Linked DNA regions of Homo sapiens: region 1 is linked to region 2. Evidence: read pairs that join two places in POLR2A ChIA-PET (ENCODE). Cell type or tissue: IMR-90. All regions are shown on one strand.

What was found. Peaks named below come from ENCODE experiments on the same cell type or tissue, not always from the same donor. Only the 100,000 strongest peaks of a DNase experiment are listed, where the experiment ranks them.
Region 1: POLR2A ChIA-PET joins it to region 2 with 7 read pairs; 2 of 35 experiments call an interaction of 5 or more read pairs at or near these places.

Annotation. Positions count from the first base shown.
Region 1 is chr9:15,503,566-15,506,065 of GRCh38, forward strand. All of the region lies in intron 3 of PSIP1 (PC4 and SRSF1 interacting protein 1), which reads right to left. Among named protein-coding and RNA genes, the nearest start is that of PSIP1, 6.2 kb to the right of the region's middle. In IMR-90, no CTCF peak of the experiment used is centred here; no DNase peak of the experiment used is centred here.
Region 2 is chr9:15,372,326-15,374,825 of GRCh38, forward strand. No RefSeq gene overlaps it. Among named protein-coding and RNA genes, the nearest start is that of SNAPC3, 49 kb to the right of the region's middle. In IMR-90, no CTCF peak of the experiment used is centred here; a DNase peak (open chromatin) is centred at 1,056; H3K27ac peaks cover 2,045 bases.

The sequences.
Region 1 (2,500 bases), 130 kb after region 2:
ATGGGAGGATCACTTAGGCCCAGGAGTTCAAGGATGCAGTCAACTATGATCGCCGCTGTGTTCCATCCTGGGCCATGGAATGAGACTCTGTCTCCAAAAAAAAAAAAACTTCAAATAACTACCCTCCCAAATTTTGAGGGGAAAAAAGATCATCAGAGACCTAGTTTCCAAAAATTAGTATTTTTTTGTTTGTTTTTTAGAGACAGAGTCTCACTCTGTTGCCCAGGCTGGAGTGCAATGGCACAATCTCGGCTCACCACACCCTCTGCCTCCTGGGTTCAAGCAATTCTCCTGCCTCAGCCTCCCAAGTAGCTGAGACTACAGGTGCACACTACCATGCCAGGCTAATTTTTGTATTTTCAGTAGAGATGGGGTTTCACTATATTGGCCAAAGTGGTCTTGAACTCCTGACCTCGTCATCCGCCCGCTTCAGCCTCCCAAAGTGCTGGGATTACACGCGTAAGCCACCGCGCCCAGCCCAAAAATTAATCTTAAGTACAAAAGAAGTCACCACCAGACCAACATACATATGGGGCAGCACTGCTTTTCCAAAGATAAATGGTATAATCATAAGAACACTAAGGCAAAAACCAAGTGCATTTTGAAATGAAAATTCAGTATTGTCAGCTTAACTTTAAAGTTAAATTCATTTGAATTCCTTGAATATATCCTAAATTCTTGAATATTAGTAATTCACTGTCTTCATTAACTATCTAATTACCTATTAACCAAACAACAGTTTAGTTATTTAGTTTAGTTTGTTTTGGTTTAAAGTGTACATATATTTATATATGAAAATCCTTTTAAATGCAGGAGAAGGGATAATCATTCCTCTTCTAAATTTAAAATAGTAACGTAAGAATGGACTGTGTATTCTGTAAGACTATCAGGATATATAGAAGTATAAAATCGGTTCCATTCCAGCACTTTAGGAGGCCGAGGTGGGCAGATCACGAGGTCAGGAGATCGAGACCATCCTGGCTAACACGGTGAAACCCCATCTCTACTAAAAATACAAAAAATTAGCCTGGCGTGGTGGCAGGCACCTGTAGTCCCAGCTACTCGGGAGGCTGAGGCAGGAGAATGGCGTGAACCCAGGAGGCGGAGCATGCAGTGAGCGGAGATCATGCCACTGCACTCCAGCCTGGGCAACAGAGCTAGACTCGGTCTCAAAAAAAAAAAAAAGAAAAAACCTGTTCCATTTCAGACAAAAATCAGAATTAAAGACTTTTAAGCTTATAAAACTGAAAAATGCTAAGGAATGTCCACTCACATTACTACAGTATTTCCAAACTTCAACGTAAATCAGAATCATCTGGAAGGCTTGTTAAAACAGGTCTTTGGCTCCACACTCACAGCTTTATTCAGTAGGTCTAGAATAAGGCCTAAGAACTTTTTTTTTTTTTTTTTTTTTGAGATGAGGTCTGCAGTGGTGAGATCTTGGCTCACTGCAACCTTTGCCTCCCCGGCTCAGGTGACGGTTCCACCTCAGCCTCTGGAGTAGCTGGGACCACATGTGTGTGCCACCACAAACGGCTAATTTTTGTATTTTTTGTAGAGACACAGTTTCACCATGTTGCAGGCTGGTCTCCAACTCCTGAACTCAAGTGACCCTCCCGCCTTGGCCTCCCAAAGTGTTGGGATTACAGGTGTCAGCCACCACACCCAGCCAAGAACTTACATTTTAATTAAAGTTCGCAAGAGATGCTAATGGTGCTAGACCTGACAACACACTTTGAAAAGCCCTACTCTAATATACACTGCACCATTTTCCATTAAAAGATACTTTTGTCCTCTATTAAATTTACTGAAGAGTTTCTTTAAAGTATCCCATGGAATCAGAAACTTATCACTTCTTAAAAATTATATTGTTATATATAGAATACACTTGAACCTAACTCTAATTATGATGAAGGCCAAACCAATTCTGGATCCAAAGTTGTATTTTTTTAAAAACTTATTATGAAATATTGTATGACACCATTCAAATAAAATGTCCAGAACTGGTAAGTCTATACAGACAGTAGACTAGTGGTTGTTTACGGTTGGAGAGGGGAAAGTGATCATCAAAAGGTTATGATAGTCAATATACTAAAATCTACTAAATATACTAAAATCTATTGAAAATCACTTTAAGCAGGTGAACTTCTTTGTATGTAAATTCCATCTCAATAGAGCTATTAAAGACATTGTGTGAAAGTTTATACAGTAGCTAAGCAACTTTAAACCAAATATTGCCATTGCAGCCACTCTTAGGAATACATAATTCTAATCAGAATAGCAATAGTTTTGTTTCTCCTCATCCCAGGTAAACAAGACTACCAAAATTATGACAGACACCAAACTTCAAGTCCAAAATCAACCAGATTATATAGTATTTCTAAGGCCATTAAATTATAGGTACATAGGAACATTCTTCGGGAAATTAACGGTAGCCTCCTGAGTGATCCCATGCACTTGGCAGTAACATACGTCAACATTCAGCTGCAATTTTTGAAAA
Region 2 (2,500 bases):
GCCATTTTGTTTCTCCCAGCCAAAAAGAACCCCTGGGTGACAGGGGGCCACATGGGAATGTCTGTGGGGTTGACCCCCGTGACATGCGGCGGCCTTCAGGGAACCCCCAACAAAATTAGTTTAAAAAGGGCTTGTCCAGGAAGTGCATATAGGACCTGGTCACTCCGTGCTTTGAGCCCTCCCAGAGGTGCTTAGACCTCTGGAGAGAGAAACTGAGACATGTAAGAGGGCGTCAAGAACTCTGTGGTGACACGGTGGAGTCCAACCCACAACCAGCACACTTAACCCACCACACTGAACTCTAGACCACAGCTCAGCCCCTCCTTTTCAAGAAAAAAAAAGTGGGCAACAAATAATCTAAGAATGAGGAAAAAACAAGAAGAATGACAGCTTTCAGGCGCTCTGTTGGTTTTATGGTGCCACTCCTTGCAAGTGTTTGTATAAAATGAACATATTATGGTCTTTCTGCACATTTACGTCAAGGGAAAAGAGCCCAAAGTTCGAAATGTAATTATAGGGTTTCTAAGTTCTCTTTTTCTCTATTTTCTTTTCTGCCTTCTTTAAATCCACTGTTTTTTTTCTTTTTAAAAAAATTTTAAAATAATTTATTTTGATATAGGGTCTCACAATGTCACCCAGGCTGGTCTTAAACTCCGAGGCTCAAGCAGTCCTCCCACCTCAGCTTCCCAAAGTGCTGGGATTACAGGCATGAGCCACTATGCCTGGCCTGCTGTTTTCTACTGAGATAAAAACCACTGTTTGGAGCCAACCATTTTTTGTTTGTTTCTTTGTGTGTTTGCTTTTTGCAAGCCTGTGAATTTGTATTAATAACTCATGGCTAGAGTTCTGAAGTAAAAGCTATAGAATCGTGTGTGTGTGTGTGTGTGTGTGTGTGTGTGTGTGTGTATTTAAAAGGCCTTTTTGTTTTGTTTTGTTTTTCATTTTTTTCTCCTATGACCATGTTCTTACTGAGAAAGTTTTTTTAGAAAAATAGTGTCTAACATCCTGGGATTCCTTAAAGTAAACAGAGAAGTTACCAAACTCCTTTTAAGGAAGAAACCTCTTTTTCCCTGTTGAACCCCAAGAATGTAAACAAATGTGTTTTCTCTCAGATCTTAAACTGCTTGCTTCTATATTGTGTTATCTGATTTTTTTCCAGCTAAAATAGTTATTACAACAGAGGCTACTGTTTGATGTTTAAAATAAGGAAGAATGTAGTTTAGACACTTAGAGAAATGTCTTTGTAAAAAAAAAAGTTGCACTGTAAAAGCATCATCTAGCCTCATAATTCTCTTTTTGGAGATCCAGTGCTCAGAGCTTAAAAGAAGACTTAGGGCCAGGCACAGTAGCTCACACCTGTAATCCCAGCACATTGGAAGGCCAAGGTGGGCAGATCACCAGAGGTTAGGAGATCGGGACCAACCGGGCCAACATGGTGAAACCACATCTCTAATAAAAATACAAAAACTAGCTGGGCATGGTGACGCACACCTGTAGTCCCAGCTACTCGGGAGGCTGAGGCAGGAGAATCACTTGAACCCAGGAGGTGGAGGTGGCAGTGAGCCAAGATCATGCCACTACATCCAGCCTGGCAACAGAGCAAGACTCTGTCTCAAAAATAAAAAAGAGAAGACTTAAATTAGAACTAATGAAAAATCGTGGATAGGAGACAGGACTAACATGCAGCTCCTGCTTGGACAGACAGAACAGTGTCTGGAGACTCACATTGTGAACTTTTGCTTCAAGAACCACTGCAGGAACATACCAGGAAAACCAAAAGAATTCAAAGACCCTTTGAAAGAAGTGGCTTGCCGTTGCAAACACCACAAGACAGCCAAAAAACTGTGAGTTCCCAAAGTGTGAGAGGAGGAAAAGAAAGCCTCCAAACACACATCTTCACTGGGGAAACTGAAAATCCAGGTCACAGGAGAAGGATTTAACCTTACCTACAGCTGAAACAGATTTAGGGAGCTGAGTGAAATATAAAAGCAGAAGAAGCAGTGGGAAGATCCCTGTAGGCACTCCCAGTCTCCAGCTCAAGCCTAGTGAAGCCATTCCTGGCTTTATCTCACAGAGGTCTTTGGGGAAGTGAAGACAGCCAGTGGAACTGGGGAGGAGCCACAGAGAGAAGAAAGCTCCTAGCTGAACTTTGTAATAATTTTGACTGAGCACTAATTTTTCTGAACAGAATCAGGTGGGGCAAATGGGGAAGTGCCGATACAAGCGCAGAAGCCACAGCCTACAGTGCAGGCAGGTGGGAAGGGGTGAAGCCTGAGAGCCCTGTTTGCTTTCTCAATAGGGAGGCTTGTACCCTGGGGCAAGATCTCACCCCTGCATGCGGGCTGCTTGGATATAAACTCAGTGCGGTTGGTGGGAGCATGGTGGGAGTGAGACTGGCCCTGCTGGCTGCATGGGAGCTAGGTAAGGCCTGTCACTGCTGGCTTTCCCCCACTTACCTGGCAACCTGTATGATGCAGCAGAGGTGGCCATAATCCCCTGG